Regions from separate parts of the Homo sapiens genome. Here region 1 is linked to region 2. Evidence: chromatin contacts called from ENCODE Hi-C data. All regions are on one chromosome and are shown on one strand. The core of a region is the stretch at or near the end of the contact, and the rest is flanking DNA. Distances in the headings are between cores, read along the strand shown. Region 1 holds the start of BCAP31 (B cell receptor associated protein 31). Region 2 holds the start of EOLA2-DT (EOLA2 divergent transcript).

The links. A loop is a pair of places that touch in the nucleus more often than their neighbours do. Pooled maps may share reads with other maps.
Region 1: a pooled map shows a loop between it and region 2 (35-fold over the local background). The contact joins the promoter of BCAP31 here to the promoter of EOLA2-DT in region 2. A Hi-C loop is called at or near these places in 2 of 37 single-sample maps with no recorded cell type and 8 of 50 pooled maps.

Annotation. Positions count from the first base shown.
Region 1 is chrX:153,718,276-153,725,636 of GRCh38, reverse strand. BCAP31 (B cell receptor associated protein 31) reads left to right here and starts at 1,250. Exons shown (of 8, transcript NM_001256447.2): 1 at 1,250-1,303; 2 at 2,349-2,484; 3 at 4,665-4,765. The coding sequence starts at 2,393. ABCD1 (ATP binding cassette subfamily D member 1) reads right to left here and starts at 781. Exons shown (of 10, transcript NM_000033.4): 1 at 1-781. The coding sequence starts at 370. RefSeq lists an enhancer at 1-161 and silencers at 622-1,581, 1,792-1,971.
Region 2 is chrX:149,937,298-149,944,167 of GRCh38, reverse strand. It overlaps EOLA2-DT (EOLA2 divergent transcript), which reads right to left and starts at 5,620. Exons shown (of 12, transcript NR_027456.1): 1 at 5,382-5,620; 2 at 3,282-3,509; 3 at 2,321-2,378; 4 at 1,839-1,984; 5 at 68-150. EOLA2 (endothelium and lymphocyte associated ASCH domain 2) reads left to right here and starts at 5,677. Exons shown (of 5, transcript NM_001013845.2): 1 at 5,677-5,975; 2 at 6,688-6,735. RefSeq lists silencers at 3,672-3,781, 4,432-4,491, 4,772-4,851, 4,962-5,231.

The sequences.
Region 1 (7,361 bases), core at 1-2,500, 3.8 Mb before region 2:
GGACGATGCAGCGGGCCAGCCTTCCGTCCAGGCGGGCCACATACACCGACAGGAAGGTGCGGCTCACCAAGGCGGCCGAGTGCAGGGCCAGCAGCCCCGTCTCCCGGCACAGGACCCGGGGGAACAGCAGCCGCAGGAGCCACAGGAGCCGCTGCAGGAATACCCGGTTCATGCCAGCTTTGGCCGCCGCGACCCCGGAGGCCTCCTGCGTGGGCTCCCCGGCGGGCGCCTGAAGACCCCTGGCCGGGGCCAGGCACTGGCGCACCAAGGGGTAGACTTTGTGGGCTCCATAGGCCGCGAGGGCCAGGAGCACGGCCGTGCGCTTCAGCGTGTTCCCCCGCCAGGGCCGGGGCCTGGAGAGCACCGGCATGTCACCTGGGCTGGCTGCCGCGTAGGGACTGGGGCTGGTGCCTGGGGCAGCAGTTGAGGCAGGTGGCTGGAAGGATTGTTGCTCTGACCCTGGGCCTGTTGTCTAGGCAACTGGAAACCTTGCGATGGCCCCTGAGACTGTCGCTTTAGGCCCCCGGGGTGGTGCTGGGGCCCCTGGTGCGGTGGGCTCAGGGCCCTCCAGGGTCGCGGCCTCTTCGGGCAGCCCAAGTGGAGGAACTTGGCTCTCCTGTCCTGTCAGTGCCCTGGCCCCTGAGGTCAGGGCCTTGAGAGGTCTCGGGCAGAGGGGGCGTCTCTTCCTCTCCACCTTCTCCTCCTCCTCCTCCCCCGGTGGCGCCCCTCCCCGGGGCACCAGGCGCGTCCGTCCGCTCCGCAGCCTGGCTGAAGCGACAGTGACTCCTCCACCGGCCCAGAATCCCCACCCACTCTTCCCCAGGGGCGAGTCGGGGGAAGGGGAGGAGGCGGAGGAGGGGCGAGGGGCGGAGTCCGGGCGCGGGAGCCCCACCCTGTTCTCGCCCCTCGGCGGGGCCCGCCCACACCCCCACCTCCCGTTCTCGCCCCTCGGCGGGGCCCCTCCCGCACCACAGAGACGTGGGACGGCCGCGCGGACTAGAGAAGCGGCCCTCGCCGGCCCGACAAAGCCCCGCCCCGCCCCGCCCGCGTGCTCGCTCCACCCCGCCCTGCTCGCCCGGAGCCCGAGGCGCCTCTTCCTCTCCCGCTCGGAGCGCCGGCCCTCCGCTCCGGGGCGGGGTGGGAAGCGGAGGTGGGCGGAGCCTCCGGGGCCTCGCGAGGGCTGGTGGGCGGTGCCCGGCGGGCGCTTCCGGTTTCCGGCCGCGGTATGAGGGGCGGGGCCGGGGCTGCTGTGGGAGAGTTCTGTTGCTGCGGCGGGGCCTGCACGTTGACTGTGGGAAACTCGGTGAGCGGGCTCCGCGCGCCGGGCTGGGCTCCGGGACCGCGGAGGCTCCCCGGCCCATCGACGAGGGAGAGAGGCGAGCGGCGCGGGGAGGCCCGGGGGCCGGGGAATCTCGGGGCCCGCAGCCTACCTGCGTGTGAGAGGCAGGGGCGAGGGGAAACCGGGCGGCGCCTCTAGAAGCTGGTCTCGGGGGCGGGGCGGGGGGCGGTGAAGCCCCACCTGGAGGAGCGGCCGGGATGGGCCTCCGGGACGGTGTGCCAGGCCGGGGCCAAGTCGGAGGCCCCTCGCTCTGGGTGGGCGCTGGGGCCCGCGAGGGCTACTGTAAGGACCCCTGGCTTCTGAGGATACTGCGTCTAGAACTTTCTCCGTATGGGGCCTTGAGGTGCTTGGTCGAGACCTGCCTTTGCGCTTGGTCCCGAATCCTGCCCTCTAGGAGTCGCTCTTGCGGGCCTCCAGCCCACCGGAGGCGAAGCGGCCCCGGGCGGAAGGCCGCTGGATCCTCGAGGGAGGTGCCGGTTTCTCTCCGCGGGCGCCGTGGGGACGGTGGGAGGCGGGGGCGTCGGCAGCGCTTGGACTAGGTGCGGCCTTGGGCCTGCCTGGTAGCGGGGATTTGGGCCCGCAGAGCGCCCGCCTCTGCGGCTGAGTTCTGCCTGGCGGGGAAGGGAGCGCCCGATGGGTGCCGAGGCGTCCTCCTCTTGGTGCCCTGGCACTGCTCTTCCCGAAGAACGCCTTTCAGTTAAACGGGCGTCGGAAATCTCGGGCTTCCTGGGGCAGGGATCGTCGGGAGAGGCCGCTCTGGACGTGTTGACACACGTGCTGGAGGGGGCAGGTAATTGACCAGCGAACGGAAGTTTGTGGGGCCTGTGAACGCTGCTGGCCAAGAGGCCCTGCCGAGTGGAGCCCTGCTTCCGCCAGCGCATCAGAGACTTTGAAGCAAAGTGCAGGGGGTCAGGGTGGAGAGTGGCGGCCCCAGCCTCGCAGGGTAACTGAACTGGATGTTCTTGGCTGCCCAGCGCTTACAAGTCCCGTACCTTTTGTGCCCTGCCAGGAAACAAGCTCACATCTTCCTGTGGGAAACCTTCTAGCAACAGGATGAGTCTGCAGTGGACTGCAGTTGCCACCTTCCTCTATGCGGAGGTCTTTGTTGTGTTGCTTCTCTGCATTCCCTTCATTTCTCCTAAAAGGTATGGCCTATGGAGCAAGCAGGCGAGTTAGGCAGGAGGGTGCCTGTGCCCTAGCCCTGGGACTGGTGTGTGCAGCTGGTGGACCCTGGAATTGGGACCCGATGGAACAGGTAGAACCTGTCTGGGGTGGGGGTGGCAGGGGTTGTGTTTGTTATTGCCAACCCTTCCCAGGGTTCTGCTTCGTCATGACTTGCTCAGTTCCTTTTCCTGTGTCCCCTGCCTTCTGGTCTTCAGAATGCCCCCGAGAGGCAGGAAGATCTATGTTACAGTTCTGGAAATGATGCCCTCCCACCCACTCTTGGTCCACGGGGTGCTGGGATGGTAGCGTGGGATTCGGAAGACTTGCACCACTGGGTCACGTTGTTGCTGATTTGGTGACTCTTGTCCTCCTAACTAGTCTCACTGGTATTGCGCAGTGGCTGCATGAACATTACTCAGCCTGTGGAGGATGAAGCCATATTCCCTTTTAATGAACAGAGGACCTGTTAAAAGTGAATTGGAGATTAATTTTAATTATGTATAATACCTGAACACATCCCTATTTAAATTACGATATTACAAATAAGGCCAAATCTCCACAGGTATTTTTAAAAGCCGTTTTTTCGTGAAAAATTATCTTTGATGTGATACCATAGAAAGTATGCAGTGCTGTCTGAGGAGGATTCTTGTAGAAAACCACACCTTCGTACAGTTGACAAGACGTGCAGAGATAGAGGGCCCCGGGGAGCTTTAATCTGGGAAGCTTTAGAGGACAGACAATCTGATTTCTACACAAAGGAAACTGGAAAAGCAAATGAAAGAGGGAGAGGGAAGGGGGAGCTTCCAGAATAAGCTGGATTTAAGACGTTTATCTACCGAATGCCAAATCGGTACCTTGTTGGGTCCGGATTCAAACAAATATCATTGCCTTCAGTGATTGGCATATTCAACTCTAGCCCTGATGATGAGGGCTTCTTGTTGATTTGAACAATATGTAAACACTTCTGAAGTCTCTTCTTAGAGCTGCATCCCAAAGCATTTGTGGATGGAAATGATGTGAGGTCTGGGGTCCATCTCATCATAACAGGGTCGGGGGATATAGACAAACCAAGGTTTATCATGTGGAAAGACAGTTTAAAGAAATAACGTGTATGGGGCAAACATTTGAATATTACAAAGGGGAGTACAATGAAAAGTAAGTTTCCCTTTTCAGAGACTACCAGTATGTTTTCTTTTTGTTGTTGTGGTTTTTTTGTTTGTTTTTGTTTTTATTTTGAGACAGAGTCTTGCTCTGTCACCCAGGCTGGAGTGCAGTGGTGTGGTGCTCGGCTGACAGCAGCCTCCACCTCCCGGGTTCAAGCAATTCTCCTGCCTCAGCCTCACGAGTAGCTGGGACTACAGGTGCCTGCCAACATGCCCAGCTAATTTTTTTTTATATATATATTTTTAGTAGAGATGGGAGTTCACCATGTTGGCCAGGCCGGTCTTGAACTTCTGACCTCAGGTGATCTGCCCATCTCAGCCTCCCAAAGTGCTGGGTTTACAGACGTGAGCCAGTGCGCCCAGCCAACTGCCCACGTTTAAGATTAGTTTTCCAGGCTGGGCGCGGTGGCTTACACCTCTGCACTCCAGCCTGGGCAACAGAGCAAGACTCTGTCTCAAAAAAAAAAAAAAAAGATTAGTTTTCCAGACATTTTGATCTATACGTGGACCAGCATCTTTTTTTTTTTTTTTTTTTGAGACAAGGTCTCGCTCTGTCACCCAGGCTGGAGTGCAGTGGCGCGATCTCGGCTCACTGCAACTTCCGCCTCCCAGGTTCAAGTGATTCTCCTGCCTCACCCTCCTGAGTAGCTGGGATTACAGGTGCCCACCACCACGCCTGGCTAATTTTCGTACTTTTAGTAGAGACAGGGTTTCGCCATGTTGGCCAGTTTGGTCTTGCACTCCTGACCTCAAGTGATCCACCCACCTTGGTCTCCCAAAGTGCTGAGATTACAGGTGTGAGCCATTGCACCTGGCCTTTTTTCCAATAGTCTTGAATGGATGTCAAATTAGAGAATTGCAAGCCACTGAGGCTGACTTTGCATGGGCTATTCGGCCATTGGAGAAGAGTACAAAGCTGGATTTCCATTTTGCTCAGGGCCCTAGAGCTCGTGTGTGTGCTTTCTCTTCAACTCCTGTCCTTTTTGTCTTCTTCACAGATGGCAGAAGATTTTCAAGTCCCGGCTGGTGGAGTTGTTAGTGTCCTATGGCAACACCTTCTTTGTGGTTCTCATTGTCATCCTTGTGCTGTTGGTCATCGGTGAGTGAGCTATGGCTGAGGGCAGCTACCTGACCTAGACCCTGGTCTCTGCTGCAAAACCCTTTGCCACTTTTGATGTGTAGCATCCAGTTTTGGCTGCTAGGAGACAGACCAATGAAATGCTGTGTCTTTCTCTTGAGGGAGGGAAGAGGCTCCCTTTGCCCATGCTGCTGACCGCTAGTCGGTTCTTCACTTTGAGGCCCCTCTAGGCCGTACATGGTGGCTCATGCCTGTAATCCCAGCACTTTGGGAGGCTGAGGTCGGTGGATCACCTGAGATGAGGAGTTCGAGATCAGCCTGGCCAACGTGGTGAAACCCCATCTCTACGAAAAATACAAAATTAGCTGGGCGTGGTGGCGGGCACCTGTAATCCCAGCTACTTGGGAGACTGAGGCAGGAGAATTGCTTGAACCCACGAGGCAGAGGTTGCAGTGAGCCTAAATCGCACCATTGCACTCCAGCCTGGGCAACAAGAGGGAGACTCCATCTCAAAAAAAAAAAAAAGAGGCCCCTCTAGCAGTGGGCGTGGGCTTATACCAAGCAGTTTGTATGCAGCTTATGACGGCCACCTTACATTGCTTTTTTTCAAGACCTTGGAAGGAGGGACGCCTAAGGTTTCTGAGGCTGCTCCTCAGGTCACTCTAGAACTGAAGCCAAGAGAAGCTAACTGGCCTGTGACCTTGGTCTGAGTAGTGCTGCTCACCAGTCACTTAAACAGCAGAATTGCCTGGAGCAGGGCCTCTAATGGGGGACTGAGCAACCAAGCACACAGTGAAGTCCTGCCATTCCCTGTAGTAGTAGGAGGAGAACACAGAGATGTGTGGCAGCATATCTTGGGGAGAGATCCTAGACCTCTCTGCATCTGGGCTAGACTTGAGGTTTTCCCAGGTCGTTCCAGCTCTGTAGTTCTGTAAACTCTGACATTGAGGTGTACACTAGCAGGTGCTTGAAAGATAAACTGGTCCAAGGGCAAGCAGGCTCTGGGATAAGGCCAGGCCAGGTGGTGGTAAGATGAAAGGCAGACATTTTGCAATGAGGTGGTAGGGTGACCATCTGGAGACAAGAATCAATAAAGCTCTTGTCTGACTGGTAGATGTTTGTTGTTTTGCTGTGGTAAGTGATCGATATGTCCCCCTGTTTGGGCTCCAAAGTATTGGCTTGGCTCTGCTGTGGACACCACTCTTGTCTCAGAGCTGTGGTGCCTGCCTAGGCGTGGAACACTCCTCCCACCGAGTCCCAGCAGAAACACTGAGCGGGTGGGGGGCTGTGGTTCAGGGGAATGTGCAAAGCCTCACCCACCAGCTTCAGCATTAGGCATTTCTCCTTCCTGATGTCTCAGAGCCTGATAGGATATGTTCAGGCTGGACTGCCTCTGAACAGGCCAAGTGTTACCTGACAGCTTCCAACCACATAGGGTAGGTGCCAGCTGCCTGAGCACCTCAGTGTTCTTGAAATACTTGGCAAGGCCCCAAGAGGTAGTAGCTCTTTCTAACCAGGGTTCTCGCCCTGAGCAGCCTCCAAGCCAGGAGTAGGTAGGTAATATATGTGTCATCCCCAGGCCACTGAGTTTTTGAACTGAGCATGTGTGTTTTGGCTTTTGGGTCTGGGGTGGGGGTAATAACTGGGGAGGGGAGGGACCATGCTGAGGATGATTCCCTCAGGGTCTTGCCCCTTCCCCAAACCAGAAGGAGTATGTTTCTTTCCTAGAGCAGCTGAGTGGGCTGGAGAGATCCTTTGCGGAATCCAGTAGTTGACAAAGCCTTCATTCTTTTTTGGGATCGGGGAACTGCTTGGAAGTTCTAGGGGGACATATGGCCATGATGACTGGCTGCTTCCTACTCCCATGTTAAGAAGCATAATCTAGAAAGATCTGCAGAGCCTTCTTCAAACAGAAGTGTTAGTCACAGGTACTAGTGAAGGGTAAGGGGCATAACTAGCTAGAGCTGTGGCCTTGCTTGGGGGTGGGGAGGGTTGAGCAGATCCTCCTGGAGGATGGAGTTGCTGAGGGTGCAGGATCTTCCCACCTGGGCTGAGGCCCGAGACAGGGAGGGCTGGTTTCTACTGTGGGACTTGGGTTAGTATTGCTCAGTCCCCCATCCCCACTATTGGTCATTGGCCAAGGTGGTCCTTAGGATGGTGGGGTTCCTGGATGCAGGTGACAGTGTAAGGAAACATGTTTATCTTGTTTTTCTGATTACAAAAATAATGGGTAATTATTCTTAAAAATTCAAAAGTTGAATTTAGAAAGTTAAACTCCCCATAATCCCATTTCCCACAGGTAACCATCATGAGTATTTTGTTGTGCATTTCCAGAGGGGTTTTGTATGCTGACATCTTTAATAAAATGTCTACAACGGTGGGATCATACACACAAAGTATTTATGTTTCTTTCCACATTCCTGCTGGGACATGGCAGGAGGAGCATTCCACGCCTGAGCTGGTAGCACAGCTCTGAGATAAGACTGCTGTCCATAGCAGAGCCTAGCCAATACTTTGGATTGTGCTTTTTCTACCTGCTGCACGTTAGACATCTTTTTTTTTTTTTTTTTTTTTTGAGATGGAATCTCACTTTGTTGCCCAGACTGCAGTGCAGTGG
Region 2 (6,870 bases), core at 4,371-6,870:
GGGGGAGAGGTCACAGCCTTCAGATGGAGGGGCAGTGGGACACTCCATGATCTCTGGGGTTACTTACAATTTGGAGTGCTTAGGTGAATACTGAGTCCAAAACAGCCCTGCAAAGACACAGAAGAACAAGCCCCTGTGCGGACGAGGTCTCTGAAATACAAAAAGCCAACATGGGGTTAGAGGCAGAATTCAGAAAGAGCTCCTACAACTCCATACCAACAAGGCAAATGACTCAATAGAAAAATGGGCAAGCCAGGCACGGTGGCTTACGCCTGTAACCCCAGCACTTTGGGAGGCCGAGGCGGGTGGATCACCTGAGGTCGAAGTTCGAGACCAGTCCAACCAACAAGGAGAAACCCCATCTCTACTAAAAATACAAACTTAGCCAGGCATGGTGGCGCATACCTGTAATCCCAGCACTCAGGAGGCTGAGGAAGGAGAATCGCTTGAGCCCAGAAGGCAGAGGTAGTGGTGAGCCGAGATTGCACCAGCCTGGGCAACAAGAGCAAAACTCCGTCTAAAAAAAAATGAAAAAGAAAGAAAGAAAAAGAAAAATGGGCAAAAGCCATTTCCTAGACGAGGAAAGCAGGCTGACCAAAAAGCATCTGAAGGGAAACCATGAATCAGGGTCAAAGCGGTCCCAGACTGGCCGTGCCCCGGAACACTAGGCAGGATCAAACGTGAACCATCTCCAGAGAAGGGCAACTTCCTCCTGGGCCTCAGAGTCAAAAAAGCACAGCGAGGAGAGGTGGCTGCACTCTGGAAAGTGTCAGTGGGGAGGCAAAGGAAGAGGAAGGCGGTGACAGGCTCAGAAAACAGGAGGAGTTGCACGGAAATTAGGCTGAGCAAAAAGAATGCTTCTCTAGGGGAGCATGTGGGCAGAAGAGAAGGACTGCACAGCCGGGGATGCTGAGCACAGAGAGGCAAGGTGATGGCAAATTCGCAAGGGACAGCTCTAGCCAGGGAGGTTAGCCTGCCATGGAGGGAGAGGACAGAGCAGGAGAGGGCAGGGTTGGGGGCAGGGGGTGGGGGGGCAGGGTAGGGTAGGGAAGGGAAGCGGGGAGAGGGAAGGGGAGGGGAGGGGAAGGGATGGGAGGGGAAGGAAGGGGAGGTGAGGCTCAGAAGGCCACCAGGATGGACCGGGAGCTCTGCAGGGGGCTCCCTGGTGATGAGGAAGGAAGGAAGACCTGAGCGGGGGCTGTGGTTTCAGGAAGGAGGCAGTATCCTGGGGGAGGCAGGCAGAGGGTACAGTCAGCTGCAAAGCAGGATCTTTGGAAAAGGCAAGGACTTCCTAAAAGAGATATGATGTGTGGCACGATAGGCATGCAAGCAAGGCCTGAAGAAGCAAGCAGAACTTGAGGAGACACACCGCTGGCCCCAGGAGTGGGGGTCAGTTCAGTGTGTGCTACTGGGGTGCAGTCAGGCACAGTGGTTTCAAGGGAGCACAGCAAGGAACCCAAGAAGGCCCCGCATGTCTGCAGTTGGCTGACTATTGCCCGGGACTCCAGAGCATCCATGGAGGGCCCCACAGGGGAAGGCAGGAGCAGGACGGGTCTAGGGAGGTGAAGGCCGACCTGACCTGCTAAGAGACGAGAAGAGAGGGAGGGGAAAGTCTTGTTCCTGCCAGGACATTGTTAATGAGAGGAGTGAGAAGGCAGCAGGTGAAGAGAGTGTGGCATGGAAGGCAGAAATCAGAGCGTTTTTGGGTTTCGTGCTGACCTGCTATTGGGAATGAAAATCAAGACTCAGGTGCATTCTGGTCCCTTTCTCAGGGTTAGCCGAACACCACCCGCATCCCTGCCTGGCCTGTTGATGCCATTCTTCCTAGGCCCACTCACCGCTGCAGCTGCTTTACTTGCACTTCCTCTCGTCATCCGACCACAGATCAGACCTCTGCTGCTCGCTGCCGCCCAGGGAGAGTGTGCACCTACGTGCACATTGCACCCCACTGCCCAGCACACCCAGGAGTGAGAGTGAGGAGCAGCTGAGAGAGTTGGAAAAGGGAGCCCTTATGTGGCCACCAAGGGCTTCCCTGCTAGCAGCCACACGGTGGCTATCCAGCTCATTATGCGAGTTCTAGTTCTTCAAACAAGAGGCCACGGGAGGAGCAACGGCCACCCACCATCCCGGGGATCCTCATTCATGATCTGAAACCACTCTAAGCAGATTCTGGGGTGTTCGGCAGAAGCTGGCAACCATTCTTGTGGGGAAGGAACCCAGGAGGGGATGCTAGCATACATAGGACTTGGAACTGGTGATCTGAAGGTCCCCTGCAGCCCTACGGCCTACATCCCATAAAGAGGGACCCTCTCCTCCTCACCTCATCTCCAGCATTTCTGCTTCCTCAAGCTTCTCCAGGGAGAAGTAGGCGCATCTCACTAGAAAAAACAAGAAAGCTGCCCTTTGCTCATTCAACACTTACTAAGCAGATACTGTGCCCTGGGCACCCAGTTTCAGAAATGAGTAAAACACCGGCCTTGCCTTCAAGGAACTCAAGAGACCCTGCGGCAGCCACAGTCTTACAGAGCAATTACCACCCTGGGTTGCAAGAGCCTAACGTAGGGTGGGGACAGGGGAGGTACAAAATGCTATCAGAGCTGGAGACGAAAGTCTCTAATACTCGGAGTGGGGCTGTGAAGGTGACTTTAAAGTTGTGCCTTGAAGGAGGCCAGGAGCGCACCAGGACAAGGCCATGGGAACCGCCGGTGCAAAGCAGGGAGACCTGGAACAGCAGGCTGGTGGGGACCAGTGACTGAACAGCACAGCGTGAACCCAAAGAGTGTTTGGCTTAAGGGTGGGGAGAGCTGAGCCGACTCCCTGAACTGCTAGGACTTAAACCTGAGAAGGCCCAGCAGCGTTTTCACTAGAGGATTGCTGGGGACAGATTTGTGACTTAGAAACTGAGCCGATGGAATGTGGACGACAGACCTGAGGGAAGAAAGACAGAGGACTCCAGGTTGCTCAGGAGGCTCATGGAACAGTGCAGGCTCCAGACCACGAGGCCTGAATTCTGGAAGTAGCAGCGGGGATGCAGGACGAGGAGCCGTTTTGTCTCATCAGGCACTCCAGAGGCAGGGACCCAGAACTTGGTTATGAAGTCAATGCGGGAGACTAGATAAGGGGAGGGACAGAGGAGTAAAGCATGGCAGCACTACAGAACCTGAGCCCGTGACTGAGAGAAGAGAGTTTGAAAAGCAAGTTTGCCAGGGAAGTTGGGCTGTGTGCTGGGCGACTTAGGCCGGAGGAGGCAAGACATTAAGAGTGGGGATGTTTCTCATTACCTGCAAAAGAGGCGTTAAAAAAACGGTCCCTCTGGACCCCACTGGCAGGCACTGACGGAGCGGCCAGGACACAGGAGAGCAGGCCTGGGGGGCTCAGCCCTGCAAGACTCAGCCTAGAGCTGCATGGACCCCAGTCAAGTGTTCCCGCCCTTCTTGCTGCTTCTGTGCCCTCTGGGGGAAGACACTGGAGGTGCAGTTAGGTCGCCGCGGGAAAGTTTGGACTCTTGCCTAAGGGTGCATCACAGAAGGGCCTCAGCTCCCTCCCCCAACTCCACCCACAGCTCCACCCCTAGCTTTTCCTCCTGCAAGTCCGTCCCCAACTTCTCCTCTTGCAGCTCCGCCCACAGCTCCACCCCAGCTGTTCTGCCCCCCTGCTCCTCCTCCCTCAGCTCCGCCCCAGCTGTTCCTCCCACAGTTCCGCCCCCCAGCTCCTCCTCCCGCAGCTCCGCCCCAGCTATTCCGACGCCAGCCCCTGCTCCACCCGGCACTTAACCATTTCCGCCCACAGCTCTTTCCCACAACTACGCCCTCCTCTTGCAGGCGGCTCCTCCAGAAGCTCTGACCCAGTCCCCGCTGCAGCCACAGCCCCAGCTTCTTACCCCCAGCTCCTCCTCCCACAGCTCTTTCCCACTGCCCCGCCCTGCTACCCCTTCATCACCGCTCCCAGCTCCGCCTCCTCTAGCCCCGTCTCGCTTCTCCTACCCCTCTGCCCACCCCAACAACCTTTCAGCTCTTTCCTCCAGCTCTGCACTAGCTCCTCCCCCGCAATTCTCACCCGCCAGCCTTGGTGCAGCTTGGCTCCTCCTTCTCCAGCTCTTTCCCGCAGCCCCGCCCCATCTGCTCCCACAGCGCTTTGCCACAGCCTCGCCCTGCTCCTCCTCCAGGAACGCCCGGCTTTCCCTCAGCTCCACCCTGCAGCTGAGCTGTGCACCAGGCCCTCCCACAGAGCTTTCTCGTGATTCCACCCTACACCTCCCCAAGCCGCCGCTCCCCTAAGCTGGTTCTCAGGAGTCCGCGGAGTCCTCCCGCAGCTGTTCCTCGCTCAATTGCCCACTGCCCCGGCCTGCTCCTCACACCACTGATGGCAAAGCCCCGACCCCAGACCCTCCCCAGTGGTTTCTCTCGGCCCGGCCCTACCCCGCCCCTCCAACGCCTGCTTCCAAGGCCCCGCCCCCAGCCCATCCTCAGCGGTTTCTCTCAGCTCCGCCCCGCCCCAGCCCCACCCGGCTCCTCCTGCGGCTGGTTAAAAGGCCCCGCCCCCAGCCGCTCCCCAATGGCTTCGCTCAGACCCGCCCTGCCCCGAACCCCCCCCTGCTTCTCCCGCGGCTGCCTCCGAAGCCCCGCCCCGCGCCGAGCCCCGCCTCTCCCCATCTCCTCCCTGTTTCTCCCGCGGGTGCTTCCAAAGCCCCGCCCCCAGCACCCCCCTCAGCGGTCTCTCTCAGCCCGATCCAACCCTTTTCTGAGCCCCGCCCTGTTTCTCCTGTGGCTGCGTGCAAACCCCACCCCCCAGCCCCACCCCAGAGGTTCCCCTCGGCCCTGCCCCGCCCCCCCAGCCCCGCTTCTCCAAAGGCTGTTTTCAAAGCCCCGCCCCCGAGCCCCTCCCCGGCGGTTCCCTCAGCCCCGCCCCACCCCTCCCCGAGCCCCAGCCCCCCCCGAACCCCGCCCCGCCCCACTCCTCCCCCAGCCCTGCCCTGCTTCTCCAGCACCAGCTTCCAAAGCCCCGCCCCCAACCCCTCCCCACTGGTTTCTTTCAGCCCCACCTTCCTCCTCTCACCAGCCCCCTCCCTCCCCGCGCTGGTTCTCAGGAGTCCGCGAGCTCCTCCTGCAGCCTCTCCTCGCCCAGATCGCCCATAGCCCCGCCCCCAATGGTTTCTCTCAGCCCCGCCCCACCCCCTCGAGTCCCCGCCCCATCCCAAGTCCCCGCCCCATCCCCTCAAGTCCCCGCCCCACTCTCAACCCCGCCCCAGCGGTTTCCTCACTCCCGCCCTTCCCCTCCCCCAGCTCCGCCCTCCTCCTCTCAGCCCCGCCCCCATCCCCTCCCCATTGGTTTCTCCCAGTTCCTTCCTGCTGGTCTCGCAGCTCTGGGCTTAAAAATCCTGCCTGGTGGTCTCGTCCCGCCCCTCCTCTTCCTCCCTCCGGTTCCTTTTCCTCCTTCCGGTTCTTGGTCTAGGCTGCCTGTCTCGAGCTCCCCGGCCTTGTCCTGGTTGGCTGGCGCGGGACAGGATCCGGTAAACTGAACAGCGTCTCCTTGTGGCAAGTGCGTGCGTACGTGCGTGGCGACGTCACTGCGTGGCTTCGTGAATACGTGGCTTCCTAGCGATTTGGCGGTGTATAGGCGTGGCTGAATACGGGCCTCCTGCGTACGTGCGTGGTGTACGTACGTGCGTGATTACGCGCACACGTACGTTCCTCATGAAAGGGACGACGGGAGCTGCATGAAAGCCGAAGTTATGGACCGCTAGCATCTGTCACTGGCCACCGGTTTCCGGGAGTAAGCGGCAGCTACCTTACAGCCCTGACACGAGCCGGGTGCTCTCTCTTCTCACCGCGGCCCACGTCTCCTCGCTGGCTCCGGTGGCCTCGCTGGGTCGCGAGGAGGCGGAGGACTGTACTCTGAGGCCAAAAGCCAGAGTCGGCCCTGAACGCCCACGACTCTCAGGGTCCAGAGGCCGTGAGACCGGCCGCGGCTGAAAGGTACCAGGGCCCCTGATGCCGGAGCCCGTGTGCTCGGCCCTCTTGCAGACGGTACTTGCGGGCTGGGGTTTCTTTCCCCTGGGTTTCGGGCAGAGAACCCGTGCGGGGCGCGCCCGAAGCGCCCTTTGGTGTCCCTTGCTCTCCCCATGGTCTCGGCCCCCCTCCTTCTAAGCGCGTGTACCCGCGACCTGCGTCTGCAAGTGCTGCTCCACACACAGCGGCCCCATCTCGGCCCGGTCTTCCCTGCCTCCCGCTTGGCCCCTGTGCTGTAAGCTCGCCTGGACCCCAGGCCGGGCGGTGCATAGCTCTGTGGCCTGTGGCCCCGTGCTCAGCATGACCTAACCAGAATTAAGCAGTGGACAATGGGATTTAGGCCCCCCAAACCCTCGTCCGATGACAATGGGAGGGGAAGTGTGATTTTTCTCCCCTCGGATGGAGCGTGCTCAGCTGTAGGAATGTGACTCAACTTGCTGAAATGATTTTCTGCTCTGCGGACTGGTGCACCCTGTGACCCAGACAGATGTGGAGGGTCCCACCGCTCTGATTAGCAGAACCAAACCGTGAGTGAGGTGCACATGTGTTACTCTTAGGACCGGCCCTCCCAGCTCTTGGTTTCCAATGCCTGCTGAGTAGAAGACCTTCCTAGGGCCATTAACCAGCTTTGCTGACTTGCATTTAATGACCTTTCCTCTTTATCTTCCTTGTTGTGCAGGTAAAGAAACCAAGTGGAAGAGTGTTTCCTCCTCTGGCCGTAAAGCAGGTACTCTCTGCAGCACCAGGTAGGAGGGGACTCAACCCCCTTCTTGCCTTTTCAGTTACATCAGTTCCTACTAGGGATTCCACACACACACAGTTGTTGTGATTTTGTGGTGATGACGAGAAAAGGGTTGGCTAA